Linked DNA regions of Mus musculus: all the other regions are linked to region 3. The links are chromatin loops, found by intact Hi-C in ENCODE. Cell type or tissue: heart. All regions are shown on one strand. Each heading gives the region's core, and the rest is flanking DNA. Links, peaks and the distances in the headings are about the cores only.

Region 1 (9,999 bases), core at 5,000-9,999, 250 kb after region 3:
ATGTTCCCACACCCTCTTAACCGTTTCCACCTAAGGCCAGGCAGGAAATAGCAGAACCAGGAAACAGAGTCCCAAGGCTTAGGTTAGATTAGGTTCTGTGGTTCCTTAGCCTTATATTGTCTTTCTCCCCAGAGCTGGTTGCCAGGGAGAGTATCTGAAGCCAAGGTCAGTTACCTGTTAGCAGCAGCAGCAGCAGCCGCAGCAGCAGCAGCAGCAGCAGCAGCCGCAGCAGCCGCCACACCACCACCACCACCACCACCACCACCACCACCACCACCACCACCACCACCACCACCACACCACTGAGGCCTGGCAAGCTTGGAGCCACGCCAGGGCCCAGGGCAGCAAACCTGTCAAGGCCTATGGTCTCTCTGGGACACATCAAGACTAGCACAGAGAGGCCACTGAGGGACCTTATGGCACTACTAGGGTCTATCCTCCCCTGACCTCTAACATCTGCTCACAGCTCCTGTCTGCCACGTCCATTCCCCGTGACATACACGAAGAACATTATGGATGCTACCACTTTTTGGACCCATGGCAGGGGAGAAAATAGACACAGAATCAGATCAGAGCACCCAGTGGCTGCAGTTCAGTGACATGTGGGTACTCATGGCAGGCTCTGGTGGCTCGAGGGGAGAGCCAACACCTTTGCTGCAGTGTGGTTCAAGGCAGGCCTTGAAGGGAGCTTACCAGGCAGAAGAGTAGGGTAATGCGTCCTTGGTAGAAGGAATGGCCGATGCGGAGACCAGGAGGCAACTTGGAGTCTAGGTGGGGAGTTACCTGAGATTTAGCAGGGCCATCAGAAGGAGTGAGTCAGATCTAGGAGGGGCACTAGGTCTCTGAAAGACCCAGGCTTCCTTCTTAGGGTGAGGGAAATTTAGGCAGTGAGAGTAGGGGTGCCCCTGGGAAGATAGATGAAAGGATCAGAGGCTGGGGAGGGTTCCTAAGGAATGTGGCAGCTCAGGGGACGGGTGTTGGGCCAGTCGGTGCTGGAGCCAGAAGAGCAAATGAGCTTTAGATTAAAGATTGCCCCGCAGCTGATCTTCCAGGCCCTGGGACTCTGGGTTTGGGATGAGAATGGGACTTCAGCTAATCCTGGACTGAGACGGTAATCCCAGAGGTCACGTTCGCCTTCACTTGCTATAACACACCCGCATGCAAAATGTGTTTACTCTCATAGGATTCAGATTATAGTAGTGTAGTCTTTCAGCTCTGTTGCTTTGGGCTGGGGTGACACAGATTATCAAGGCAGAGCGGGTGACTGAGGAGAGCCACTCAGGCCACAGTGGCCGGGAGGAAGGGGAAGGTAGAGACAGGATACAGTACCAAGGGCAGGTCCAAGGACAGAGTCCCTTCAAGTAGGCCCCATTTCTGTCGCCTCTCAACGGCTCATCAGATGACAAGCACATCAGTGGGTCAGGGCCTCGTGTGTGAGCCTCGCACTTCGGGAGAGGCTGTGAACTGACAACTAAGATGGTCACTTCACTTTTGAAGGACATTTGAAATCCAAATCATAGCCGTGCCCTCGTGCTTGTGGGTGTCACGGTCTCTGGTGTGGGGAGAGTGGGAGGCTGCCAGGTGCCTGAGTGGTGGCTGATGAGGGCTGGCAGCAGCATCTGCTTCGGTCCGTGAACCGGTTCCTGGCTTGGCCACCTCAGCATCGTTGGCCTAGGTTGGAGGGCATGGGACACATTTGGCCCAGGCATCAGGGCTCACTCTGTCTTTCCCCGGTGGCAATTAAGGCTCCAGCTTCCCATGACCTAGGTGTCACTTATATTTCCTTCCCAGTGTCCCAGATGCAGGACCAAGGAGGAGCTTTGCATTCTGCACAGGCCCCAGACATGTCACTTAGCCATGTGCATGGCATGCCTGCCCTCATACCATCTTCCTCCCAAGGGGGCTCCACAGGGAGAGAAACCTTCATTCTGTCAGGTGACATTGCTGAAGTGACTCACAGAGCCAGAACCAGAATCTAGCCCTGGCTCCCCTTGAAAATGTGGGGGAAAAAAGATTCACAGATGGAAGGCTGGGTTTGGAGACTGGAGCATATAGGTTTGAGGTGCCCCTACGTTTTGGAGAACCAAAGGTTACCATTCTAGCTCCTTCCCACTGAGACTGAGGTATGCCAAGCTGCAGGCAGCCAGTCCAGCTGTGAGACCAATCCAGAGATGCACAAGTCACAGCCAGGAGGTGAGGGGCGCCATGATGAGACTGCAGGCCTCTTCCAAGGGCCCTCCATGTGTGTGGGACCCACAGCCTTCTCTGCAGTTTTACAGAGGCATCGTGTGGCAGTTGGGCAGTCAGAACAGGCCCAAAGCAGGGTAGCTTTGTCCCAAGGCCCAGAGGCAGGACAGTAGCAGATGAAAGAGCCTCTGCCTTCTCTTCAGGCCCTGTTGTCCACTCGGGAGCTTCTGAGGGCCAGGGAGGTTAGCGGTTCTGACACCCTCAAGTCTCCTGCCAACTCCTTCTGAAAGGCTAGGGTAGTAGCTGTCTGGCCCCCAGGAGCTCTGGGAAGCAGGAGGGATAGTTTGCAGCTGGGCAGAGGGCCTCCTCTGAGGGACACTGACCTCTGGTGGCTTTAAAAATAACAGCAAACTGGGGAAACGAGGTTAAAACAAACATTTATTTAACAAATTATATTAAGATACAGTCACACATTGAGACCTCCCTTTGCCAAGCAGTCACCTTGAATAAATACACAGGAAGGCAGCTGTGCCTAAGGTCCTTGTCCCAGCGCCACACGGTGGCCCAGCAGTTCATAAGCTTTTGAAGGGGAACAAAGCCTTGTCTCCAGGTGCAGATGCTGCAATTGTTCAAGGGCTCATGCCCAGAGCAGGTGGAGAAGGCTGGGGCACCCGGGTCACCTGAGGGAGCTGGGAGCAGGAATGGGAGCCCAGCCTCGTCATCAGGCTCCAGGGCTTGGCTGGACACTAACCACTTCTGTGAGTTCAGCCCTTCATGGCTCAGCGCCACACCAAGGCCCTTTCTACCTCCTCCCTGGCCAGGAGGCCAGAAGTGGGGCAGAAGATGCTCTGAGGCTGGGGAGCCCTCAGTGTGGGCGGGCACACAGGACAGTCAGACAGACTCTCAGCCTGACCCATGCCAGGGACCACTACCACAGCGTGATGGCATCTCCACGGCAGAAGAAAGCCCACAGGGCAGACACAAAGGCTGGGTGGTTGGCCCAGGGTCTTTGTGGTCAGATTCTGTCTGTGCCACTGGCAAGCTTGTAGCCATGCCTCAGGCTCCTCATGTGAGAGGGCAAAAGCACCCACTGCTGGGCTTGTTTGGGGGATGACAGGAAATGTGCTTAAGATGGCCAAGCCCAGTGGAAGGGAGGGTGTGTGCGCTCAGGACCCCAGTCCCCTGCTGGACGTCCTTCTGACCGAGGGGCTTCAGCATGACCTTGGCCACAGGTGGCCATATGCTGCTGACCACCAGGAAGAAGAGTCATGGTTCTCTCTCATGTTTCCCCCGAGGAGAGCGGGGCTCTCCATGTGGCAGAGATAGGCTGACAGGAATTCTTAGATTTGGTCTTACGATAAATTTGCAAGTGAGCCTGGAACAACCCTCCCCCCACCCCCAACCCCCTCCCCACTTGTTACCCATGTGCCATTTCCAAGGCCCTCAGGAAGGAACCAAGTTTTCAGAGGGGACGGTGGGGATAGGGAACTGTGCTCTGGTTAGTCATTTCAAGAGAGATGTGTGTGCTTGCAGGGACAGTAGCAGTTTGGGACATGCTGGTAGGGGAGGGGGAGACCCATGGGAGAGGTTTGGCTCTTCACGTCTCCTTGTGCTCATCTGACAGTGTGCCTGCCACATGGTACCCAAAGGCCACTCAGTGCTGCTGTGAGCCACAGCTCTACCGTCAGGTCTGGGTCTACTGGGTCCACATAAGACGGGCATGGGTAAGCACACACGATCATTACCATCACCAGAAGACAAGAAACCAGGGGTTGGGTGCAACCTGGAACCTACCACAGACACCAAGTCGTCCTCAACGCCTCAAAAGCTAGAAGCTGTCAGTGCTACAACATTCTCAGTCAGGGTTCTTCTTCAGCTAAGTGTGCAGCAACCATCCGTCCGTCCGTCCATCCGGAGACTGCTCCAGCTCCGAGTGGGCGCTTTGCCCTCCCCCCAGGGGCTGAGTCCTGTGGGAGTGCACGCATGGGCTGCAAAGCACTAGATCTTTCTCCAGGAATCCCCTCACTTGGCCTCTGGATCACTAACAGGCCCACAGTCTTCGGTTTTGCACTTCCAGGCCAGGACCTTCGAGAGCTTCAGAGAAGCCACATTCTCCTCCAAGGAAGAGGAGGGCCACCTGGCTCCCTGTGGCAGAAGTGATTTCATAACCGAGGAACAGAAAGAGTGGCCAAAGTGTACAGACTTCAATGAAGAGGTTAGGAGAGTCCAGAACTTTGTGCCCAACCTTCCCGGTTAACTCAGACAACGGTGGTCAACCCCTCTCTTGGGCCTCAGGCCACACAAGCCACTTGATGTCACACCTGCAGCCGCAGACACAGATCCTTGGGACCCCAGCTGGTGGAGCAGTCTTAGGTCAGTTTATTAGCTCCTTTGAGCACCAGCGTGGCACTAGGTTTTGCTAGAGATGTCTATGTTGACTCTATGGACCTCTGCTACCCGGAGGATGTGGGGCCCAGAGGCAAGGGGTTGATGGGTACCCCATAGGGTGTGCTCACATCTGAGGGGAGGAAGCAAGGTGACCCTTCCTGACACATAGAAATGAAGTACCATCAAGCAGAAAGACTGGCTGACTGGGCCTGAGGGTCTGGGACGGAGGAGGGGCTGGTGTAGGCTGGTGAGGTATTTTTGGCCCTGCCCCAGCTCACGCCATCTTGTTGGCTTGTTCTTGCTCCTGATCCTTTTGCACCTTGGACACCCAGCTGTCTCTATAGAGCTGTGACTGGAGAGGTTTGTACCAGCTGGTGAAGTAGCTGCCCATGGCCTCTAACCACTGGGCAGATCTTCACATCCACAGATGCTCTGGAGACCAGTGTCATTCCAGCCCTAAAAGCCAATGGTGGCAAAGCAGCGCATGGTGGTGAGGCTGAGAGCTGGGACAGCAGTGACTACTGTTCTCATGGCGACACATGGAGGGTTCAACTTGGCACCTCAGGTTGACACCTGTGAAATGTCCTGGCCCAAATTCTGAGGCCTGGGACAGAAGGGCTTTTCAAAACAGCAGCTCCCTGGTGGAAGGTGCCTTCTAGATGGTGGGGTGGGTCTGGCTGTGACGAGTTGGTGCCTCTGTACTGTTCTTCTCAGAGCCAGCTGCCACCAGGTCAGGTCACCAGGCAGAGGCCTATGGAGCTGTCGTCTGTCGTCGGACACTCCACAGATGAGCCCTTTGTGGGAATTGGCACCTGTGACTGGGCATAGTACCCTAGCAGCCAAGTTTCCATCCAGGTAGGCACCCAGTCACCTCCATAGAAAGCGGGGTCCCATCTATGCTCTCTGGACGTCCAGTGTGTGGAAAGGGGGAAGAGTCCACAGTTGTCTCAAGTGCATCTTAGTCCTGCTGCTTAGTGCCGTCATGAAATGCATGTGTGGGCCACTGGAGCCTGCTGGCGAGTGGCGCTTGTTCCCAGGTAGCTGGGTCAGAGGCCATCAGTGGATCTTGCAGGGTCCTAAGTGAAGCAATCAACCCTGGAATGTCCCAGGAGGGAGCTAGTGGCTTTGTGGGATTTCTGTGGTAGGTGACGGTCAGTTGAGGGGAGCCAGTGGGTGTCACTGGGCGGCTGGAGTGTGTGCCTGGGCCCCTCATGGGTGAGTCCAGGTAAGGAAGGAGTTTTCTTTCTTGGCGGGGTAAGTGGTCATCACACAGGAGCCTCTGGTCACTAACAGCACATACATTAGTCACAATTATGAACAACGGTCCCAGGGAGGCAGGGAAGTCTCAGCGGGCGAGCTGATGACCACACATGACCAAGCAGCTGCCCAGAGTCTCGTGGCCAGTGAGCAGGGCAAGCAGAACGGGCAGGTGAGGGAGGGAGTGACTCTCACCCCAGCCACCCCATCAGTAGTCTGGGCACCGGGTAGGAGATGTCTTCTCCCCCAGGAGGCTGTGGGCTCCTCAGGATTGGGGGATCTGCTGGCACCGGGTAGGGCTGGGTGGGAGTCGAGCTGCTGCGCTCTGCTCGGTGCGGAAGCTGTACTCGTACTGCAAGAGAAGGAAAGAGGCAGAGTCAGACCACAGGATCCTGGAGAAGGCCCCGCTGAGCAGAGGGGAGGCTCCTGATGAGCCTTAGGCAGAGCGACTGCAGGTCAGGCATCCAGGCCTGGAACTAGAGCTGGGATAGTGTTTCATTCTGTATGAAAGTGTGTGTGTGTGTGTGTGTGTGTGTGTGTGTGTGTGTGTGTGTGTGAGAGAGAGAGAGAGAGAGAGAGAGAGAGAGAGAGAGAGAGAGAGAGAGAGAGAACGCAGTGTCCACTACTGGTGCCAATGGCAAGCTCACACGAGAATCTTGTGCCACGCTGAGAGGCTCCAGTTGTGTCTAAAGCTCTCGGAGACAGAGATAGACCGGAGAGTGAACTCCATGCCTGACCAGCCTCTCTCAACCCTCAGGTCCTGGGACCCCTTGCTGTGCAGCACCCATGACAGCCACCTCAGTGACCCGGGGGAGAGGCAAGGGAAGGAAGGGCTTCTGGGCTCTCACAATCCTGCACCCTCTGTAGCCGGATCTCACGGCACCCAGAGCCTTCCTGGTGGGGACCCTCACAGCTACAGGCAGACTAACAGCAACTGGTGATGTGGGAGCCTGCCTTCTGCTGGCCACCCTGCTAGCCTGAGCCAAGAGCCAGTCTATGGAGGACCACTAACCCTTACAGTGCGGATCCTAATTCTATAGAGTAAATTCTGGCAGCAAAAGGCTCCAAGCCCAGTGAAAACTCTGAGAAGACACAAGTGTCTGGGGTGGGAGGGGGCCCTGCCGTGGGGTGGGCTGCAGAACAGGATTTCTTATCCCGGCAGAGGTGAAGAGGGCTTGTGGGATAGCCTGGGGTGCCCTATTAGGCGAGAGGCATTTATGTTAGCGGTTTCCAACCACGTTCAGTAGATCAGAACTGGTGAGCAGTGGGGGCTCTGGAAATGTTTCCAACAGGGAGGAGGTTGATGAACTGCTGTCTTGAGCTCAGTCACTCTGTGTGGACGCCCACATGGTACTCAGCCTGTGGAGCAGAGTGTGGCCAAACTGTAGGAGGAGAAGCTGCAGACCCCAGTCAGGCTGTGTGGCCCAAACAGCCTCATCACACCCCCAAAGGGAGCTGCCCTGAGAAAGAGTAGCTGAGGTCATGACCAAGGAGCCACTCAAGATAGTGCCCATATGACCTGTGAGTCCTGTCTTCCCGTTCTGGATCTTGGTGGACTCACTTCTAAGGTGGGGTACAGCCAGCCAATTCCAAGGGTGGCATAGGCCCTTCCTTGGTGGCAAGCAGTTTCTATTAAACAGCTGGTGGCTACGAGGGGAGCCTATCAGAGCGCCCACAGCTCCCCCTGCCATTTTCCCACCTTCTAGTGACTCTTGAAGGCACAGGACACCATCCCATCAGGCTAACACCATTTTATCAGGCTATAGGCAGCTGTCTACCCAAGACGCTTCAGGCAATGGTCGGCACAACACTGCCACCTGGTGGCTGCTTCGGTGTATGCATGTCAGTGAACAGAAACACATTCCAGCCTCTGTTGGCTTTATCTTACTCTGTTGGGGCTAATGGAGTGGTGGGTGGGAGGAGGAATGTTTGGAGGATGGGGTCATGTTGGGAAGACTATAAAGGCATAAGTCCTGTGGAATCCTTGGTTCCCAGGGCTCATAGTGTGGTGGCAGAGGGGCCCAGGAACCTTCCATATAGTCGAGGACTAACCACCACCTCCTAGGGCAGTTGTACAAGGCATAGGCCCAAGCAAAGGAGCCTTTCCCAGGAAAGAGCGAAACCATGGAAGGGCAGAGATGCGGGGGCGGGGGCTTAATGGTAGAGACTTGAGGGTAGAGGGCCAGGGGCTGTTCCCAATAGAACAAAGGCCTGGGATGTCAGGACAGCAGTTCAGACAGAGAAGGCACAGGCTAGGGAGAGGACAGGGTGTAGTTTTACTGGTGGCTGGGAGAGTCCCCGGGAGGCTGTGTGTGTGTGTGTGTGTGTGTGTGTGTGTGTAGAGGTAGCTGGACCACAGGGACAACAGCCATCATGCAGTCAGAAGACAAAGAGGATAGGTCTATACCCTTGGGGTGGGGGTTGACAGTCCTGGGGGCTGCCTGAGAAGTGACACCTTGGGGTGAGATACAGTAGATCCTGACCTGGAACCTGCAAGGCCTAGGCTAGCTAGGATGAAATTTTGAGTGGTGGTCATAAGTCTGGGGTGGGTCTGAAATATTCATTTTCTAGTGGCTTCTAGGTGACTGGAGTTGGGGTCAGTTCTGAAAGCAAGCCTGACCAATCACATGACCAACATGACCACAGTGATGTAGGGAGGGTTGGAGTGGGAGGGCCAGAGGCTAGACTACGGTGGTCAGGTGGGTGATGGTGAACCACGAGGAGAACTAGGGACAGGCAGGGTAGGGTATCGCACTTTGAAAGCCAGCAGTGATTCTCAGATGAGGGAAGGAAAAGGCTCACATGGTACCAACGCGGTCAGGGCTGGAGATGCTGCCTGAGCTGTTCAGAAGTAGGCCGTGCTGTGCCCAGCTCCCAGGGCAGAAGGAAGCCTGTGGGGCAGTGGAACTTTCTTCATTTAATGCTGTCCGGTTGGCCCCGCCCCAGGATATCCTAGCCTGAGACTGGTGCTGGGCAGATGGGAACTGCAGCTTTCTGGGTAGTGGGTAGGGGAAGCATGGCTGACCAGGCAGTGGGGCCTCCATGTGTGGGGTCAGGGGTCCGTGCCTGTGGTGGCTGGGCATGGGAGCGGGTCTCTGGGAGGGGCAAGGACCTGCCTTCCAGTTCACTGTGAACGCTCCTTTCTTTGCACTCTGGCTTGTAGTGGAGAAGGAGCGGCAAGCACACACTTGCCTTTTCCTGTGCTGCAGCCCAAGCACACGGAGACCCTGGGGGCTGGCACCACGCATGGATCCCTCGGCCCCCGCCCTCTCCCTGGAGCTTTTTCCTTTTTAGGTTATCCTGGCTGGAAAAAGTCACCTCCCCCACTCTTGTTTTCCCTAATTCCCCAAATGAAATTTCAACATATGTCCCCCGACATAATCCCCCTTAGGCTGCGGATAACCTTCCCACAGACGAGGTCCTCCACCGGGGATTCTTCGTCCCCAAAATGTTTGCCCAAGAGACTAGGGCCGCTTCTGGAAGCCCTTTCACTCCCTTGGGCAAACAGAGAGTACCTTTGAAGGTGGATTTGAGCCCAGGCCTGTTTACTCAAGACATTAGTCTCCTGCATAAGGAAAACCTGCACTTGAGTACAAACAGCAAATCCTTTTTGAATTAAAAATATTTTCAATTAAAAAGCATTTGGTGTGCAGAGCCCAGTCCAGCTGAGCAGTGAAGGGCAGGGTGCCCTCTGGTGGACACAGCCTGTCATCGCAACTGTAGTGCTGGCTTGGCCTAGGAAAGAGATATCACTGTCAAAGGCTCTGTAGGGGACTTTCCCAGAGGCCCCAGGACCTTGTAATAGACAGCCTCAGGCCTCTCAGGCAGACAGGTCAGACAGTGGGTCACGGTCTCCACAAGCCCTTGCTCTCAGGAGACTAGCATTGTGTTAGGAGGAGGTGGCAGCATCATAGAGGCTAGGTCACTGCAGCCACCAGGGAAAGGGGTGACTAGCTTCTCCTGCCACTCACAGGGGAGCTGTGGGAGTCACTGGGGTGATCTGTGCCAACACACCCAGCAGTGCTTGTGCCCAAGAGGCCGATATGGGGAAAGCAGCAGCATTTATGAAAGGTCCTGGGTCCTTTTAATGATTGGTAAGGGGAGGCTTGCCTGACTCAGAAGTGCTTGCTGCCTACCAACGGGGCAGTAGTGGGGGTGGGGCTGGCA
Region 2 (10,271 bases), core at 1,964-6,963, 56 kb after region 3:
GAGTTCAAGGCCAGTTTGATATAGTGAGGTCCAGGTGGGCCAGGGCTATATAGAGAGACTCTGTTTCCAAACAAACAAACAAACAAACAAACAAACAAACTTCGTAAGACTACACAAACTAATGCAAAATTCTGGTAGACAACGTAGGATACATGCTTTTCATATAATGTTAAAATGTAACATAAGTAGAGATTGGGGAAATGATAAGTTAATTGCATTAAAGAGGGCGCTGTGCATGAACCAGAGCTCCTACTTCAGACAACCAAGTTCTTCTGAGACACACCAGAGAGACTCCACCACCTCAGATATTAGAATGCAACAGACTTCAAATGCCATTTTTAGAATAACCAGAGTGACTGAAAATAATGAGACAGAGGGCAGAGAATGAGCCAGGAAACCAGGAAGGAGCTAAGTTACAAGTTACAAGTAAGTTACAAGTTAGTTCAGTTAAAATAGCCCCTTGCAGGGCTGTGATTTTTAACATTTTGAAAGGATACAAGTTCAAGTTCAGAGACAGTAGACATGAAAGGAGCTGGAGAGATCCTCTGAGAGAGTCTCTGAAGGTAGCTTATAAACTTGTATGGAATAGACACCTCCTTCAGAAATCTAAAAAGAATTATCTTTGGGAAGAAATCAAAAAGTCCATGCAAAACAAAAGTCACTGACGTATTTGACCCAGGTAAAGGTAGAAGGAGAGAACTGATTCCACAGTGGTGTCCTGTGACCTGCGTTGTGGTCTGTAACTCTGCAATGTATACCACACATATACATTAATAATAGGTGGGAGATTTAAGATTTCATTTACAGTGGAGATGAAACCAACTGAATGTTCACAGAAGATACACAAGACCTAGCTATAAAACAAATTCTTTTGTTGATTTAATGAGATCTAATAAAAATAATCTCTAATAAAATCTAATAATAGTGTCTAAATAAGTGGGACATGGATATGATTGGAGAGGCACATTATTGCAGACAGTGAGGCTGCAGATGTGAATAGTGAAGTCAGATGGAATTCCAACCAAAGACACAGCAACGGCTTTTGCAGGAATTCGGACTAGGATGACAATACCTGCAGGATAAAAACCAAGAGGCTAGGCAACGTCTCAGCGGGTGAAGTGATTGGCACATGGGTAAGGGCTGGACTTTGATCTCTAGCACCCACATGCTGGTGCATGCCTGTAATTCTAGTATTCAGAAGATGAAGATGGGCACATCCCTGGGGTTCTCTAGCTAGCTAGCAAAGCTAAATCAGCAAGCTCTAGGTACAGTGAGAAACATCATCTTAAAAGAAAACCAAAGAAGTGTGGGAGAGAGGGCTCAGTGGTTAAGAGTACTGGCTGCTCTTCCAGCGGTCCTGAGTTCAATTCTCAGAAACCACATGTGGGCTCACAACCATCTGTAATGGGAGCTGATGCCCTCCTCTGGTGTGTCTGAAGACAGTGACAGTGTACTCATATACATAAAATAAACAAATCTTTAAAAAACAAAACAAAGCAAAAGAAACCGTAAGATGAATGGTTGGCCTTTATCTGTCACACACACATGAGCACATATACACACCTACACCCTCCTGACACTTAAAAAGCAAGAAGAGTCATAACAATGCCATTTTCTTAAGGATTTTTGTGATGCTGGAAGTTGAACCCAGAGTCTGGCATTTGCTAGGCAAGTCTTTGCTCCTGACTAACAGCCATGACAGTCTCAAGGAGCATCGAGGAAGAAGGGAGCATCATGCTCACCATGCAAACCTCACGGCATTTAGGAGACAGTGCGATCCTAGGTCATTTCTGCCAGCCCACAACCAGAAAGAGAAGCCTCCGACCACTGGGTAGCTGTCCTTGCAGGAGTCAGTGGAAGCTCCCCGTGGAGCAGCTATTTGTAGACCTGGCTTGTTTGCAGTGAGGTGATGGAAGAAAGAAGAGGATGAAAGTTCAGGGCAGGCGGCTTTAGAATTGAGTGCTGATGGTCTCCATCTACTTTGCTGGTCACAACCCACTTCCATGGCTACACTTGCTTACAATGGAGACAGGGAGAAAGAGTCAAGCTGAGACCCAGAGATAAAAGTCCACAGGCGGGATGAAGAGCTCCTCATCTGCGGATGTGGAGATCTGTGGAATGTGCTCACACACTCTCTTCCTAGCCTCTCATCCCCCTCTCTCCCTCTCCCTCCCCCCTGCCTTCTCTCCCCTCCCCATGTGGGTTAGAGGACTTCTGATGCTCCCCCAGTTGTGGTATGCTTGGGTGGGACACTACATGACACTAAAGGCAGCTGAAATGTTACGTGTATGTTTATGTGCACGATCCTTCTCAGTCCGTTAGCACTGAGCAATCGTGAGATGGTTTGTCCACGTGGATGGGTGTAGCCCTGGTTCATTCATTTCATCTGGAGAACAGCAGCCCACGTTGGAAGCAACAAGCCCTCAGGCCACGCATGGACTCTGACTGATAGACACAGATTTCTGATTTGTGGGACCTGCAAATGATTCTGGTATGAACAACTATGTGCATAACAGCAGACTATCTCAGGTGTATCTACCAAGGAGGGAAATCACTGGGCCCTGAGTGTATAGGGTGCCATGTGGTCCTCTTTCCAAATCTCTGATTTACTCTCCTATCAGCAAGAATCCCCATTTCCCCCCATCCTCACTAACATTTGGTACCACTGGATGTCAGATGCCACATTTGTGGGATGTAAGAAGGGACATTTTTGCTTGTCTATTTTTTTTTCTTTCCCACTTATTAGTGAAGCTGAGCATGTTTTCATTTTCTTATGGGAAATTCTCATTTTCTCCTCTTCATATTAGCTGTTCATATCTTATGCTCACTTTTCTATTAGTTGTTTGCCTTTGATATTACTGTGCTGAATATCTTTATGTAATCTGAATATTAACCTGTTTTTATGCTCCAAAAATGCCTTCTGCCACTTTGACTTTTAAAATTGAAGTAATAATAGCTCAAAGTTTATTTTAAAGTATATGTTATGTGCTATGAACTTATAGGATACTATTTAGTGTTTTAATTAAATTAATTTATTTATTGTGTGAGTGTGTGTGTGAACACAGACATGCCTGTCATGATGAGAGTGTGAAGGTTAGAGGACAACAGGCAGAAGTTGGTTTTGAGGCAGGGTCTCTCTTTTTTCTGATGCTGTGCTGTGTACTGCTGCTAAAGCTTCTAGCAGACTCTCCTGTCTCATAGGGGTCTAGTCCACAGCTTAAACTGCTGGTCACAATCTGTTTTAGTTACCTTTTCTATTGTGATAAAGACAAAACAAAGAAACAAACCAAAGCCTGACAGGAGGGTGAAGAGATGGCTAGCTGGTTGTAAGTGTGTACTGTTCTTGCAGAGATCCCAGCTGACAACTGTCTGTAACTCTATTTCCAGATGACCTGGTGTGCCTTCTTCTTGTTCATGGGCACTTGCACATACAGTGCATACAAACTCTTGTAGGCAGGCATAAACACACACACACACACACACACACACACACACACACACACACACACACACAGGCAGGGCCAAAGAACAAATCTTTAACATTTCCTGAGAAGGCTCCCAGCTCAAGGTTACAGCCCAACATTTTGTGGAGGCCACAGGGAGCTGAGAAAGTTGGTAACACTGTATCGACAGCCAGGAGACAGAGCAAAGAACTTCAGCTCCGTTTGCTTTCTTGTTTGTATACAGCCCAGGATGCTAGCCCAGGGACTGGTGCTGCCCATACTGACTTAACCTAATCAAGACAATCATCTCCGCAAACCCAATCAAGGCAACCCTCCAGCAGCTTCTCTCTTAGCTAAGTCTAGACCTCAATAATTTGACAGTTGTGATTAACCACACACAACCCAAGTTGGAGTTCTTAACAATATGGTGTTCATGAAAGACTGGATAACAGTAAGGAGTTTCTGAACTTGCAATAACCAGAAATTCACACAGCATCGAATGTGGAACAGGGGCAATGACATCTGTGTGCATGCATCAGGAGATGTCACTGCAGCCTGCGTTCTGAGCACACAACCTGTAATTGGTAATGGGGTTATGGCACACAAAGCCAGCAGCCGCTGCCCAACCAGCTCCACTCAGACTTCAGAGCACTGCATGTTATAAACTGCAATGGATACTACTATATATTTAAATTTTTCTGCTCTCATAGAAACACCATGGCTTAATTGTAGAAAACAACAACAACAAAAACCTAATATTTTTCCACTGTCCCACCTCAGCTCGTACCAACTTGATGTGTTCTGTTGGAATATTTGATTTTAAAATGTGCTGTTCAACTTGCCGATGCGTTTTATAAAGGAATTGTTCGATGGGTATTGGCTGGGATTAGGAGAGCACTTCCAGCACTTTTTCAAGTGGCCCTAATGATACAACTGTCATTATTCAATTCATATTTATGTGAAGTGGTGGTCATTATTATAAAATCTAAATATCAATCAACTCTGAAAAACTTTGTTCTTCTATGCCCTGTGATATCAATATTCAGCCAAGATCGAATTCTTATGTAAAAATAATCAAACAAATCCAACTCATTAAGTATGCAAATCGGCTCATTTAAAATGTCATATGTAACTTTAGAAATGTTTTTAAATGAATTTCTTCATGACTTATTATGAGGAAATGTCTGATTTGTAGGTGTGTTTTATATACTGACATATCTGGGGTCATGAGAAAAGTTCCATTAGTGGGAACTTTTGAACAAACCTAATTCCTCCCTGGTGTTAAGTTACCAGGTGGGTTAGGGAGAGGAACGCGAGCGGCCTCTATAGGCCAAAACAGTTAATGCAGCTGACTCTTCAAGCTTCATTAATACTAGCAAGAAAAACCAGGGCTTCCAGAGGCTTCATAAAGGCAGACAATGTGCAGAAATGATACATCCAAAGTCCACAGGATCGGCAAATCCAGGACTGTCCACTCTCTGCTCTCAACCATATGCCAGGGGGAAATTTTGGGTCATTAGAAATCCTTCAAAGTGACTCAAACTGGACTTCTCTTTTTACTGCACCCTCCCCCCTCCCCCCACTACCCCACAAGTCCATGACACTCTGAGAAGTGTCCTTCCATCAAGCACACAAAGCTATGGTGACCAAGGGATGGCGCCAGGCCTTTCTGCTGCCTTCCCTGGTATTTTTCATGGTGTATCCTTTCTGTCAAAGCGTCCATGTTTTTAAGATTCAACAGTTTTTCAGGGCTCTGCAGCAGCCGTAGCGCTGTTGTTTGCTTGCCCGTCTCGAGGCTTCAGAGATGTGCTCATAGAGACGGGCCCTGACTTGACCAACTTGCTCTCCCCAGCTGGTGAATAAATTGAAGGGTGAACACATACAGGGAGTGAATGAATGAATGGTAATGGAGACAGAGATAGGAAAGCAGGCTATGAAGTCGGGTAGGATGCAGCGCCTGTAACCATAGCAACGGTGATGCTGCTGAGTGATAGAGCTAGGAAGATGGTAACCATGGTAACCCTGGTGTTGAGGTGTTGTTTAGACCGACAGGCCCTCAGCTGCCCTTGTCCACGCCAAATCTGACCTGTTTACTCTCCTGACAAGATAATGACCACAATTAGTAGCCACTGTTCCAACACACTGGGATTGTGTGGCCCATGAGACTCAGTAATTCCTGCAGCTGGGAGGGCACAGAACCTGCTTGGATGTGAGTGCGTGTGGTGGGAAGAGAAGCAGGGTGGAGAGCAAATGGGTATAGGGTGTGGCTTTCGCAAAGGTTGAAGATTGCAAGAGAGGGTGTGCAGTAGGTGCGTGGATACGTTACCCTCAGTGGAACAGTCCCATACGTGTGCAAACCTCACGGTCAGACATATAGGAAATAGGGTGTGTGTAATGCGGGGTGCGGCGGCTTGTGTGGTCGCAGTGCCGGCTCTCTCTCTCTCTCTCCTTCCCCCCCCCTGTGCGCGCTCGCTCCCACCCCCGGCTGTCGGTACAGGGGGCTTGGAGGGGGTGCTCCGTCCCATCCATCACCCGGAGCGCATAGAGCCGGGCGGATATGGCGGTGTCACGGGCGCCCCGGCTCGCAGATCTTATCCTGTTCATTTCCGCCCGAGCCGAGCCCGCCCGCGCCGGCTCCCTGAAGGCTCCATCCATCACTGGGGGAGGGGGTACGGGGGGGGGGCGCGGGGAGAGGGACGGCGGGATGCGGAGCCGTAGGGCGGACACCCGAGAAAGGCATGGGACGATAAGTCGGGCGCTGGGGACAGGGCTCTAGAGACGGGTGCGGAGCTCAGTGCCCGCAGCCGGACCCCGCGGGGTGACCTTGTCCGCTGCCCCGGAGGGAGGCCTTATTTCATTTCCCCGCGCTGCTGAGGTTTCTGCGAAGTGTCTCTCTCACCTCTTTAAATTTTATGGCGCTTGGCCCGTGGCCGCCGGGCTCCGCCCCGGGGAGGAAGCGGGTGCCTGGGTGGAGAGGCTCCGCAGGCCGAGGGGTGGCCCCACCAGGCAGGGCGTGGGTCAGGCGCGGGTCCCAGGGCCTCCCGGTTGTCTGGACCCTAAGGCCGGGCTTCCCTGAGCTCCTTGGCCAGGACACGCCCCTTTCTCTGGGCTTCTTCCCCACCGCACCCCTTCCTCCTGCTCCGGGAGTGTTGGGATGTGCGGTGGGACCCGGATCGTGGAAAAGGGAGCAGGTGGGGTCAAGGGGAAGCCAGTCTTAGAGTCCCAGGGGACACTAGCCTCCTGGAGGCTTCTGCTGGTAGCGTGGTGTCCCAAGGTCTGAATCACCGTCGGCACCGGGCCCGCCAGGCATCATAGAGAGGCTGTGGGTGTTCAGGGTGGTACCTGATTGGAAACCAGGAGACTCTAGAAAGAGTGAGTCTCTAGGTAGGCCTCAGCTATTCCCTGAAAAGTCTGTAGTGTCTGCTGCCCAAGATAGACAGGAGGCTGTATAGCCTTAGAGGGCCTCTGACGTCGGAGGTGGTGGTGGTGGTAATGGTGGTGGTGGTGGTGGTGAGCTAGAGAAAACAGAAGACATGTGTGAACAGCGGAGCGGTTTGAAGGGGGAAAGTGTGAACAGAAGACAGGGATTGACGGGAGGGGTGTAGAGTGCAGAGGGGACGGGGGTGGGGGGGGGAGAAAAGTGTGAATAGCGAGGGGACTTGAGGGGGAGGAGTGTAAAGAGTAGAGGGAGGATGGGGGAGGGGTATGAACGGAGGGGACTGAAGAGCAGAGGGGACAAGAGGGGCCAGAGTAGGAGGGAAAGAAAGGCCTGAGGGGAGGGGTGTAGAGTGGAGAGGGCCTGAAGATGAAGGGTGTGGGTAGTAAAGGGGGTTGGGGCACTGGTAAGTGAAGCAGAGAAGTGGGTGTATGAGGGTTCAGGGTGCCCTTAGCTGAGTGTCTACAGGGACTGGACTGTCACATTTGTTCACCCCGGGGGACCTGGGAAGTGCGGTCCCAGGATTGCCCGCCCCCATTCCAGGGGAGTTGGGACCAGCACACAGTTCTTTTTTTTTTTTTTTTTTTAATATATTATATTATTATTTATTATATGTACACTGTATTATAAGTACACTGTAGCTGTCTTCAGACACTCCAGAAGAGGGCGTCAGATCTTGTTACAGATGGCTGTGAGCCACCATGTGGTTGCTGGGATTTGAACTCTGGACCTTCGGAAGAACAGTCGGGTGCTCTTACCCACTGAGCCATCTCACCAGCCCCAGCACACAGTTCTTAGATCTGTGGCCACCGACTTGATCCCTCCACAGTTTGTACCAGCTCATCCGGAGCAGGCTCACACAGCTGAGCAGTCGCCTTCACAGTTTGTGACATGCATGGAACCAGAACCAGGAAACCAGACCCTCAGCCCAGGGGATGAGGGGATCAGGGTGGCTGAGATGTGTTCTGCAGAGGCTGTGAGACACGGGGTGTGGAGGTGTGGGGTGGGGGTGGTGTAGAGGCAGGCCACAGCTGGAAATGGCCACTTGGTTGGAGGTTGCTGGAAACCTCAAGGGTGGAATGAGGCTCTGGAACATTTCTCTCTCTCTCTCTCTCTCTCTCTCTCTCTCTCTCTCTCTCTCTCTCTCCAGGGAGCTCAAACATTGCCATATTGTTAGGAGCAGTTGGTCACATCCTTGTGACCCAGCAAGTGTCAGCCACTCTGGCACAGCCTCATGTTCCACTTCTCACCCTGGCTTTTGGAGTCCCGTCGGGCTGATGCCGCAGTCTTTATCACAAGAGACTATCTTTTGCCAAGTCCTATCTATCCACCCTTGTACACGTCCTTTGCATCTGTCACCTCCTCTTTTCTGTCCTCCTGGATCCTGTGGTCCTTCCTTTGTATTACTGCGTAGTACTCCCTCCTGGGGTCTCTAACTTCATGTTCTGATGACAATAGAGCCTGGCCAGCTCCCTAGAACATTTTAAATGTTGTCCACTGTGCCTAGGCTAAAGCTGAAACTCGCAGCTTATTCAAGGCTGTCTTCTGCTTGCCTGCCTTACTACAGAGAATAGGCCAGTTCATGCCTTCTGAGACTACCTCACTGTGGTTCCCTCTCCCTCAAGGGCTCTTCCTCCCTCTCTGACAGGCTAACTCCTCATTGCCCACCCTTCTCGGTCCTGCTCAAATGCCCCTGACTGCTGATGGCACCAGTTCTTCTGTGCTCTGTGGCCTCAGTGGCCCCTTATCTCTGCTAGGTTTTGTCTTGCGCTAGACAGCTTTTTTCCCAATGGCTGGAGACAGGGAAATGCCCCTAACAGGAACCTTAAGATGTGGATAGAGGGGTGAGAAGACTTACTGAATGAAAAGGGAATCTGGTGCCCAGCGGCCCAGCACCAGGGAGACTGCAGCCTGCTTCTGGCCTCTCCTGCGTCTGTGTCTCTAGATGAGTGGAAAGCGGCTAGTGATGGGTGTGGGGGCTGTGTTCTTCTGAGTGCCCTGATACTGGCTTCAAGGTCTGTGGGACAGCCACCTGGAAATGAGGACTCAAGATTCAGGAATGTTCCACTTACTGCTTGTGGCTTTTGCATCTCATCTCAGAGGAGGACTGGTTGTCATGGAAACCGGGGTGCAAGAAGTGCCAGCTGGCTTCTTCCCAGGGTGGGAGGCTCACGCTGAGCAGGCTGCACAGCAGACTGGCTGAGCCCGTGTGGAGGGCACCTGGTGCTCAATGACTTTTGGCTGAGCTGAGACTCCTCATTCCATCCCCACAGGAATGTGAGGGCCCATCTCTGACCAAGCTGCAGCCCCCCCCTCAGCCCCCACCTCCCTGCTCTGAACCTCTCAGACTCTGCAGCGCCTGGGCTCCAGTGCTCGCCAGGCTTCCGGTTGGCCTGCTGCAGCAGGAGCTTTGATCAGTTTGCTTCTTTCTAAAATGGGGTTAACAGATGCAGCCTCAATATCAATTTTTGAGGAGATGATAGCTCTACAACCAAAATACAACAGTATGGTGCATGAATGACAAAAGGCAGAGCGAGATGAGACACTCTCAATAACCTCTGGAGCCTGCTAGAAAGGAAGGGGAGTCTTTAAAGACTAAGTGACCCCAGCCAAACCAACCCACCAACCAACCAAAACAACGCTACAAACCTCAGTGTGATGGTTGGCTTTTTTACTCTCAACTGGCTATGACCTAGGATCAACTGAGAAGAGATCCTCACTTGAGGAATTGTCTAAATCACTTGGCCTGGGGACATGACTCTGGGAGATTTGTCTTAAGTTAATTGACATAGGAAGACCAAGCCCATTATGGGCGGCACTATTCCCTACTCAGGTGGTCCTGAACTCTATGAGGCTGAAGGCCAGATGAGAGCAAACAGATAGTGAGGGTCCATGTGTGGTTAATGTAGTTATTCTTTCTCTGCTCCTGACTGTGTGTGTGATACCCTGAGTTCCTACCTGATTTACTCTCAACAATGGAATGTAACCTGGAATTATAAGCCCAGTTAATCCTTACCTCCTTTAAGCTGATTTTTGTCACTGAATTTTATCATAGCAACAGAAACCAAACTAAGACACATGGCAAGAATTGGAATTTAAGCATGGAGTGGTAGCAGACTGTAATCAGGAAAGTCAAGCCAAAGGTTACAATGAGCTCTGAGATGGGCAATTTGAATATCATCCAGAGGCTGGGTAAGAGGGGTGGACTTGAGACTTGAGCCTGAGTCTCTAAAGGTGGCTTAAGGCATCCAGGTCGGTAGCAGTTCCAGCCCCACAGTAGCAGCTAGAAATGCCTCAGAGTGTGCTTCCAGTATCAACCTTCAAAATGTCCACAGCCTGACCACCCACAAAGGAAGGGTACACAGTCAGTGGTTGCCAAACTACAAAGAAAG
Region 3 (10,271 bases), core at 2,927-7,926:
GAAACTGGAAGCAAACCCCCAATTAAATACTTTATTTTGTAAGTTGCCTTGGCCATGGTGTCTACCCTGATAGCAGAACAGTGACTAAGATACAGGGGGACACCATAAAGGCTAGGAAGCCCTGATGGCAGGAAGCCTAGTCTGGGCACTGGGAGAGATCCACTCTTCAACAGAAGAGAGAGGGAACCAGAACTGGGATCAGGCTATGGAATCCCAGAGCCCTGCCCCAGTGTGTGCTTCCTCAGGCAAGGCCACTCCTCCCCATAACCTCTCCTCATAGTGCCACCCATTAGGGACTAAGGGTCCGATTATGTGAGCCCATGAAGGACATTTTTAATATGAGCCACCTCCCAGGACTTGGTTAGGACGTTGCTCAGCCCACACAAGCATTAAAAAATGTGTTTTAAGCCGGGCAGTGGTGGCGCACGCCTTTAATTCCAGCACTTGGGAGGCTGAGGAAGGCAGATTTCTGAGTTCGAGGCCAGTTTGGTCTACAAAGTGAGTTCCAGGACAGCCAGGGCTATACAGAGAAACCCTGTCTCGAAAAACCAAAAACCAAAACCAAAACAAAACAAAAAATGTGTTTCAAACACTATATTAATTTAAATATTTATGTCAAATCTCTTATCCTAGTCTTCTTCCATGGCTTATAAAAAGGGGCCAAAGTCTGCAATCCAGGTAGAAAGGACTAGAACGGGGCTCAGGAGCTGTGGTGGCCCAGGCTGGGCTTTACCTCTTTGCTCAGGTCTTTTCTCACCTAACTCCCATAATTTTATTGTCCTTTTAAAAATTACTTGTTTTCTGTGTGTATGTGTGTGTGTATGAGTGTGTGTGAGAGTGTGTGTGTTTGTGAGTCTCTGTGTGTATAAGTATGTGTGTGTGTGTGCATGCTCACATGTACACATGCCACAGCGTGTGTGGAGGTCAGAGGTCAGCTGGTGGGAGTTGCTTGCTCTTGGCCATCTTATCCATCCCTCCTCTTACATAGACCCTAAGAGCTCCTCTGCTCAATTACCCAGCATGCCCTCAGAAAAGGGGCAGGCAGAAGCATGAGGAGGGATGGCAGCCACTCATGCTCTAATTCTTTCCGTCATTGTCCATTGTGAAGAATAAATCCAATTGGTCGTTGCAGGCTGGGTTTTCAACCCCCACCTCCCGACCCCCAGCATCTGGTTGTCTCTGCATTGTGCCTCTTGCTCTTTCCCACCAATGGCTTCCCCATCGCTCCCTCAACCCGTGAGGTGTGGGGGAGGAGCTCCCGTTCTTCCCCTCACTCTTCCACTCTGCCACAAAGTCTGATGTTCCCAGGCGGATGACAGACAGGATAAAACATCTGCTGTGCTCATTCCTTGGATGTTAGGGGTGTTTGTCAAGGAGCAAACAGATACAGGATTCAATGGAAAAATCTGTGATGGGTGCGGGGAGATGTCACCATGGGGCCTGCTGGCTCAATTTGTATCGTAGGATGTGCATGCTGAGTGGCTGTGAGACTCATGGGCCACAAGTGGATTCAATGCTCAGGGCTCGGTGGTGCCTCAATCCCCAAACAGCCATTCTCACAAAATTGTTTTCTTCCACCAGCAGTCAGACCGACAAATTGCACTGTGATCGCAGGTGGGTGGGGCCATATAAACAGCATCAATTCAATTACAAAACAAGGTCGTAGTCATGGAAAAAGATGCAATGTGGTGACAGATAATGATGGCTGTATGATTGGGATGCCGAGCCAGCTAAGTAGTGCTAGGTCCTGGGCCTGACATCACAGCTGCCTTTGGGTGCCCACTGGCTGCTCCAGTTCAGAGTTGTCCAAAGGCACTGCATACAATGGCTGTTTTCTCCCTCCCTCCCTCCCTCCCTCCCTCCCTCCCTCCCTCCCTCCCTCCCTCCCTCCCCTCCTCTCTTTCTTTCTTTTGTTTCTCTCTCTCCTCTCTCTGCTGTCTCTTTACTTCTTTTCATTTCTTTCTGGGATAAAGTCTCACACCATACACTGGTAGTCTTAAACTCCCTATATAGCCAAAGTCAATCTAGAGTTTCTAATTCTACTGCGTCTACCCCATGTGCTTGAGTTACAGATATGTGTTACCACATGTGGTAGAGAGAAGAAGGAGTCTAACAGCCATGCCATGCTGGGAAAGCAAAAGATCAGGCCTGAGAAGTGCAGGACAGACAGACAGCCAACATGTAAGAGTCAGGGACGGTGGCCCAGGAGGGCAGCTGGTCTGAGTCTGGGGCTGCCAGGATAGAATATAGGTTTTACTAAGTAATAATTCAGGAGTATCAGAGGGGTGTGTGTGTTAGCAACATGGAAATTTGGGAGTGGCCCAGCCATTGAGCTGTTTAAGATATATTAAAGTAGAGGGCTGTGTGTGTGTGTGTGTGTGTGTGTGTGTGTGTGTGTGTGTGTTTCATTCAGGAAATCAGAACATTGGGTGGGTATCAAGGAATCCATATCGCTGCTTAGAGCAGATTAATTGGCTAATACAACAGATGGAAACTAGGGCTTTGTTGTGCAAGGAGACATGAGGAGATGTGTGCGGGACATAAACGAAAGACTACTTTTTATTTGAGGGGCTTCCCTCTATCATGTAGTCTGGTGTGCTAATTTTATTTCTGTTTCTGTGAAAAATATCCTGGCAAAAAGAATCTTAGGGGAAAGGGATTTATTCAACTTACAATTCCAGGTCACAATCTCTTATTCTGGAAAAGTCAAGGTAAGACCTTGAAGCAGCAAGTCCCATTGAGGAGAGAAAAAAGAAGCCGTGCATGCTTGTTAGTGCTCAGCTCACTCTCTATACTTACACAGTTCAAGGTTCCCTGTCTAGGGAATGGTGTCACCCATGGTGGGCTAGCTCTTCCTGTATCAGTTGAGAGAAAAAAGACAAACCCTTACGACCAGATCCAGACATTCCTCATGGAGACTCTTCCCAGGCAGTCCCAGGTTATGTTGAGTTAACAATTAAAACTAAGACATTGGATGTTCATAGCAGCCTTATTTACAATAAGCCAGAAGCTGGAAAAAAACCCAGATGTCCTTCAACAGAGGAATGGATACGGAAAATGTGGTATATTTACACAATGGAGTACTACTCAGCTATTAAAAATGATGAATTCATGATATTCTTAGGCAAATGGATGGGAATAGAAAATATCATCCTGAGTGAGGTAACACAGTCACAAAATAACACACATGGTATGCACTCACCGATAAGTGGATATTAGCCCAAAAGCTCCAAATACCCAAGTTACAGTTCACGGACCACATGAAGCTCAGGAAGAAAGAAGACCAAAGTGTGGGTCCTTCGATCCTTCTTAGAAGGGCAACAAAATACTCACAGGAGCAAATATGGAGATAAAGTGTAGAGCAGAGACCGAAGGAAAGGCCATCCAGAGACTGTCCCACCTGGGGATCCATCCCATATACAGTCACCAAAACCAGACACTATTGTGGATGCCAAGAAGTATATCCTGAAAGAAGCCTAATATGGCTGTCTTCTGAGAGGTCCTGCCAGAGCCTTACAAATACAGAGGCGGATGCTTGCAGCCAACCATTGAATTGAGCACAGGGTCCCAATAAAGGAGTTAGAGAAAGGACTGAAGGAGATGAAGGGGTTTGCAACCCCATAGGAAGAACAACAATATCAACCAACCAGACTCTCCAGAGTTCCCATGGACTAAGCTATCAACCAAGGAGTATGCATGGCTCCAGCTGCATATGTAGCAGAGGACAGCCTTGTTATGCATCAATGGGAGGAAAGGTCCTTGGTCGATAGGAAGGCTCAATAGATGCCCCAGTGTAGGGGAATCGAGGGCGGGGAGGCAGGAGTGGATGGGTGGGTGGAGGAACACTGACATAGAAGCAGGGGAAATAAGGATGGAATGGGGGTTTCTGGGAGGGGGGAACCGGGAAAGGGGATAGCATTTGAAATATAAGTAAAGAAAATATTCAATTAAAAAATTAACCACTGGAGCTGTTAGGTAAAGTTGTGAAGTTCTGAGATGTTGAAGTCATTTTGTTGCTTTGTAGAGAGGAGGCTACTAACATGATGGAAGGCGGAGCCAACAGGAGAACATGGGTTCCCTATTTGCGGTGAGTAGACATGTGCATTGTCTCTCACACAAGACATCATGGTGACAGGAACTTGAGGTGGCTGGTCACATTGCAGCTGCAGTCAGGAAGCAGAGGGGTATGTGGGTGGGATGGGGGAGGAACGCTGGGGCCCATTCTCCTTTTCATTCACAATGGGACCCCAGCCCATTGCTGGTGCCACTAATATTCAAAGTGGGTCTTCTCACCTCTATTAGCCAACCTAAAGAAGCTCTCCCAAAAAGACCAGAGCTTTGTGTCCTAAGTGATTTTAAATCCTACCAAATTGACATCAGTATCAACCACCACAGGGAGAATTCTAGATTCTGAGGCAAATGGTCCAAGTGGGACCAGCCCAGGACCTCCTGCCAAGGTGGGCCCTTCCTCCTTCTCATGCTTGAATGCCAAGCCAGCTCTTTCTATTTTTGGTTTCTGGAAGTTGCCTTCTTCATAGGACCCTTTCACCTGTGACCTCTGCTTAGGGTGACCTTCTGTCTTCACCTGAGCTGCTCCTGGTCGTTCTGGGGGACCCCGTGGGGATATTTCTTCTTCTGGGAAATTTCTTTGGCCTCTCCTTGATTACTAGGGCTGTCCCAGAGCCCTTCCATACATTCTAAGACAGCGATGGGCCTCCTGTGCACTAGGCCTATACACTGGTGAGTGAGTGGGCATGCTCTTTGCCTTCTACTAAGTTCCATCTTAGCTAGTGAGGTGATGAATACAAATCTTGAGAAACTGAAAGCAGTCGTTGCAACTGGCTATAATAAATTCATCAGGGAAACAAAACAAGGGCACACATGGAGCCTCACAGAGTGGGTGGGTGGATTTTAGATCTGGTGACCACAACCAAAAGGAGCACACTCTAGGCGGAGGGAACAGCCCCTGGAAAGAACCGAAGTTCAGAAAGAGCTTGGTGTATCTGAGGAACAGGGAGGCCCCTGTAGGATAGAGCATGGAGAGATGAAGAGGAAGGGATGCCAAGTGAGTCTGTTAAGACTCTTGCTTTGGGGCTGGAGAGATGGCTCAGCAGTTAAGAGCACTGACTGCTCTTCCGAAGGTCCTGAGTTCAAATCCCAGCAACCACATGGTGACTCAAAACCATCCATAGTAAGATCTCTGGAGTGTTGGAAGACAGCTTCAGTGTAATTACATATAATAATATAAAAAAGACTCCTGATTCATCTAGACGGGGTTTTCTCTCATTTGTACAACCTCAGTGAGGTCAATGGATGTACATCATCATGTAAGCCAAGGCTCCTCACAGTGAACTGAAGGATAGATGCCATGATGGATAGCCGCCATGGTTATTGCTTTGTGTTGGGTCCTTCAGAGTCCAGCGTGCTATTTCTCTCTCGATGCTGGGGAATGACCAAGTGTGCAATTGAGCACTCAGCATCAGGCCGGGTTTTCCTTGCTTTCCCTCTTTTAACCCTTTGCTTAGAACTCAAGAGTTAGTTACTAGCCGGCCTCTGGCAGAGCTGCAGTTTAGAATACAGCCAGCAGATGGCACTGGAGGCTAAGGGAAGCCGCCCCTCCCTCCGGCCTGTCTGTCTGATCTTGGCTCTCTTTCCCTCTTTGGCTTGAAGAGATCTTAGCTCCTTGATTGCCATTGCTACGGGGACCTGCAATCCAGCCCTAGGAAGCCTCTTGGAGACGCAAACCCTTCAGAGAGAAATAGACAAAGACCCCAAGAGCCTGCTGCGGTTCCTGAATGCCACTCAAACCATTTGACCTCTATTCTGTGTCCTCCCTTCCAGGAAATGACCAAGTAGAGTGAGAGGGTCTCAGGCAAGAGGGAGATTCTCCTAGGAAGAGCCACTCCATCTGTTAGGGAGCAACTATGAAACCTCTTACAGCAGGCTGCGACCTCCCTGTCCATCCTGTGTAAAATATGAAATAAGAGTTTTAATTACCGAGCTTGGAAGGCAGCCGACATGTTTAATATTTAATGTCTCCAATGCCTGTGCCCCAGGCGTGCCGGCACTGACACAATCGGGGTTTCCCTTGGGTTGGTTCTGAATGTACTTGGAGAACAGCCAGGCAGCCGCCTTCCCCAACACCTGGGAACCTCCTGTAGCCCAGCCTGGGCCCAGGCCTGCCCTGAGCCTCCCACCCCCTGAGGGATTCCTGACAGGAAGGCCCAGTGAGGCCTGTTTTTCCATCCCAGGGTGGACATCAGGCCCCGGAGCCCCTACAAACTACCCAGTTAGTACCGGACCTAGCCCAGGGTCCTGGCAGAAAAGTCAGAGTCAGAGGAAGATGGAACCACAGGAAGGGGCCTAGGCAGACGAGCCCGAGTTTAAGGTCTGCTTTTCTGCAAGACATTTAGCCTTTTCTCTGGGTGTCACTTTTATTATTCATAAACTGGAGAGTGTATTTCCTGCGTTCCGGGTTGTTAATGTGCCGCTATTTTTGAGGTTTAGCTTGTGTCAGAGCCCTGCTAAGCACTTCTCATGCACCATGTCTTCCTCAGTACAACAGCCCTTTGAAGTGGCTAAGCTGGAACTTGGGCACAAGGCCTCCCGATTCCAGAGCTTGTGTCTCCGAGGGCTTTGTGCAGAAGAGCTTTGCGGGTTTGGAGAAATGTGAGCTACCCAGTTCCAGACCCTGTGCAGTAGCACCCTTCTGTTTGCTAGGCAGTAGGAACTCAGGGGCAGCACCCCAAACTAAGTCACTCATACCGTGATCGTGTACCCCACGTCCCATTCCTACGCAGAGGCAGGAGGCACCCGAGCTGTATTTGATTAGTTGATTGGCATTGTCAAAATAGTTGAATTCCCCAGGCATGGTGGTGCATGCCTTTAATCTCAACACTTGAGAAGCAAAGGCAGATGGATTTCTAGTTCCAGGCCAGCCTGATCTACACAGTAAGGCCCTTTTGTTTTGTTTTGTTTAATGTTTTTAAATTTTTTTCTTTTTTGAGATAGGGTTTCTCCACGTAGCCCAGGGTGTCCTGGAACTAACTCTGTAGATCAGGATGACCTCAAACTCACAGAGATCCACCTTCCTTTGACTCCGGAATGCTGGGTCTAAAGGTGTGCACTACCACCAATTGGCTGGCCCTGTCTTTCTTCCTTTCTTTCTTCCTTCCTTCCTTTCTTTCTTTCTTTCTTTCTTTCTTTCTTTCTTTCTTTCTTTCTTTCTTTCTTTTAAAGAATTCTTGCCAGACGTGGTGGTGCACGCCTTTAATCCCAGCACTCGGGAGGCAGAGGCAGGCGGATTTCTGAGTTCGAGGCCAGCCTGGTCTACAAAGTGAGTTCCAGGACAGCCTGGGCTATACAGAGAAACCTTGTCTCGAAAAAAATAAAAAAGATTGGCTTTAGACACCGGTGTGTCATTTCTTGTCTTGTTAACTGTCACTGGCTAGTGTCTTGGGTTGCCCACATCCCTAACCAAGCATAGCACGCAGTTTGACAGCAAGGGCTGATGTGTGAGAGGCATGTCCGAGCCATTCATCAGAAAGATGCCATGACACACAGCCGCTTCATCAACTCTGCAGCATCCAAGAGGGACAGCTGGGAAAGAGCCTCATGTTCTAACTTCAAGATGGCCGGAGGACACAAGAAACGCAGCCACTGTTGAGAGTGGGATGCGCACCCAAGATCAGGTCTCGAGTAGATGTGTAAGAACATTTGTCCAATGATTTTCCTCAAAGCATTGCCCAGTGCTGAGGGGTGTGGAATTAACAAAGTTGCCATAGTGATTATTCAGGTTCCTCCTCGTATTACATGAACCATTTTCCTCTGAAGAATACCGCCGTGCAGGCGGGTGACGTCGCGCAGTCAGAAAAGGTGCGTGTGAAGCCTGGTGGTCTGAGTTAGAACCCTGAGCCCACGTGGTGGAAAGGAAGCCCCGCCTCCCTCAGTATGCTCTTTGGCCTTCATATGCACACTATGGCGTATAGGTGGACACATTCACACAAATATATGCATGCAACAAAAGTGTTACATTGGAAATTACGCAACGAAACCTCTAAAGGATGGATTAGCCATGTGTGGCATATACAACTGATGCGACATTACGTAGCTTAGGCTATGTGGCACGGCCCTGTTCCACAACAACAGAAAACAAGGAAAAACAAAACATGAGGGGAGGTTAGTTGCACAGCCTCACCACTTTGAAATTCTGTGGTCCAGACCTTCCCCTGCACCTTTCCTTCAAGTCCGAGTATGGAAAGTGCGTTTCTCCAGCGTGGTCTGGAGGTGGCGCTATTGCAGTTGGTCCATGACTGAGGCAATAGCCTGTGAGGTCAGGGTTGGAGGAGGACATTTTGAGGGTACTGGCAGGTCCTCTGTGGTCTGGGAAGGCCTGCTCACCAGCTCTTGGGACAGTGAAGAGCCCGGGAAGGAAGGCAACAGCTGTGTGTGGGGAGAATATCGCTAGAGGCTCATCGTGTATTTTCCATCTGTTCCCGTCTCCAGGACGCCAGCAGTCTGTCTCTGCATAGGTAATTCAGAGCTGGGATTCTAGGGTGGGGTAGATAAACACTTAGTCGACCCAGGAGAGGAAGTCCTGCCTCGATCCTCGCTTTCTGTCTACTTTCTTTCTTTTATTATTATTTGTGCATGCATGTGGGTGTGTGTACACGCAGAGTTCAGAGGACAGCCTTGGGTGTCATCTTCAGGAATGTCACCCACTGCCTCTGAGAAAGACAGTGTACCAAGCTGGTCAGGAGCTCACCAACGGGCTGGCCTGGCTGGCCAGTGAGCTGCAGAGGTCCTTCCATCTATGTTCTCAGTGCTGGGCTGGCAAGCCCGGGCCACCACACACAGCATTTTTGTATGGGTCCTGGGTGTTCAGCTTCACTCTTGCAAAGCAAACTCCTTACTGACTGCGCCATTTCCCCCCACCCCTTCCGGGCTCCTTTTCTCTGGTGAGCTTTGGGGACCAAGGCTTGATGCACCCTGCTCACAAGAGTTTCAGGGGGTGTGGCCTTGGCCTATGGAGTGAAGGCATTTCAGGTAAGACCATCTTCAGGATTGGAGATATGGAGCAAGCAATCTACTGCCCACTGATCCTCTGCTGCTTTCTGATCACCCCATAATACCTAGGTCTTCAGCAATCCATGGTAGTGTCCTTGAGATGAGATAAGAGAAAAGAGGCACGGACTTAAGGGCTACATGTAAGTTTCACCCCCTCCCGCTTTGTCATAGGGTGAGAAGCACAGCACAGCTTCCCTAGCCTCCCTAGGCCCAGCCTGAGTCGAGGGTTTGGGTACAGAGTGTGGGTCTGGGCTATGGTTCCAGGAAGCACAATAGGGGTTGGGGTAAAGGAAGAAGAGTCAGTAAAAGATTCCTGGTGGCAGCTCCAGCTATCTGCCCCTCTGAAGGCACAGGATCCCTCTTCTCAACAGAAACACCTTCCTCCCATGGGGAGGAGCACGGGGCCCATCAGCTCCTACATCCATTGGGTAAAGGACATCTCTGGGTTGGTGGATCAGCCGTGGGTACATTTCTGTGTGATGTTGGAGAAGGGAAGAGACCAGTGGAAGAAAATTGAAGGAGATGCCTCCATTGTGAATGGATTCGGTTCTTGCCCATCACAGCTGGGGCTGAAAGTGGAGGTCAGGGATACATGAACTCAGGAGTCTGCGGTACACAGAGATATGTCCTTTACAGTGTGATGTTCCTCTAGGGCCAGGAACAGTTGCATTGTGGAGCCCAGGCCTCTCTTCTGAACTCTGATCTGTGCAAAGTTAGCTCACCAATGCCTAACGTTCAGGATGCCTCTCAGATCTGTACTTGGAACAAAGTCAAGTTCATTTTCTTCTAGCCAGACCAGCTCCACCTTCAGATTGCTCACCACAGCATCCGCCCAGTGCCTGGGGGATGTGCTCATGGTGTGTGTGTGTGTGTGTGTGTGTGTGTGTGTGTGTGTGTGTGTGTGCACAGTATACGTAATTGTATGTGAGCATATGGAGACCAGGGGTTGGCCTTGGTTATCCAAGTTGCTTTCCATGGTATATTTTGAGACATGGTCTCTTATCACTAAAACTGGTACACATCAGTTTGGCTGGATTGGCTGGGCGATGAGGTCCATGGACCCTCCTGTCTCCACATTCCCAGAGCTGGGCTTACAGGCAGGTACGGCTGCACCCATTTTTGACATGGATGGTGAGGGTTCAATCTCGGGTCCTTGTGTTTACATGGGAAGCATTTTACTAACCTTCTCAGCCTCCGAGGCTCAT

The links. A loop is a pair of places that touch in the nucleus more often than their neighbours do. Peaks named below come from ENCODE experiments on the same cell type or tissue, not always from the same donor. Only the 100,000 strongest peaks of a DNase experiment are listed, where the experiment ranks them.
Region 1: a loop joins it to region 3, with 6 times the contacts of the local background. A loop is called at or near these places in 18 of 42 quality-filtered maps.
Region 2: it touches region 3 in a loop (7-fold over the local background); 33 of 42 quality-filtered maps call a loop at or near these places.

The regions. Positions count from the first base shown.
Region 1 is chr2:33,727,348-33,737,346 of GRCm38, forward strand. It overlaps Mvb12b (multivesicular body subunit 12B), which reads right to left. Exons shown (of 10, transcript NM_175184.4): 10 at 2,609-6,184. The coding sequence ends at 6,098. It overlaps Gm52507 (a long non-coding RNA gene), which reads left to right and starts at 6,135. Exons shown (of 4, transcript XR_003953788.1): 1 at 6,135-9,999. In heart, for the core only: CTCF peaks have their summits at 7,656 (motif pointing left) and 9,525 (motif pointing left); no DNase peak of the experiment used is centred there; H3K27me3 peaks cover 913 bases.
Region 2 is chr2:33,538,124-33,548,394 of GRCm38, forward strand. It overlaps Gm33642 (a long non-coding RNA gene), which reads right to left and starts at 6,874. Exons shown (of 3, transcript XR_374261.3): 1 at 6,343-6,874. In heart, for the core only: a CTCF peak has its summit at 4,765; no DNase peak of the experiment used is centred there; H3K4me3 peaks cover 1,406 bases; H3K27ac peaks cover 856 bases; H3K27me3 peaks cover 4,085 bases.
Region 3 is chr2:33,481,455-33,491,725 of GRCm38, forward strand. It overlaps Gm13530 (a long non-coding RNA gene), which reads left to right and starts at 8,303. Exons shown (of 3, transcript XR_374260.2): 1 at 8,303-8,531. In heart, for the core only: a CTCF peak has its summit at 5,576 (motif pointing right); a DNase peak (open chromatin) is centred at 5,617; H3K27me3 peaks cover 1,536 bases.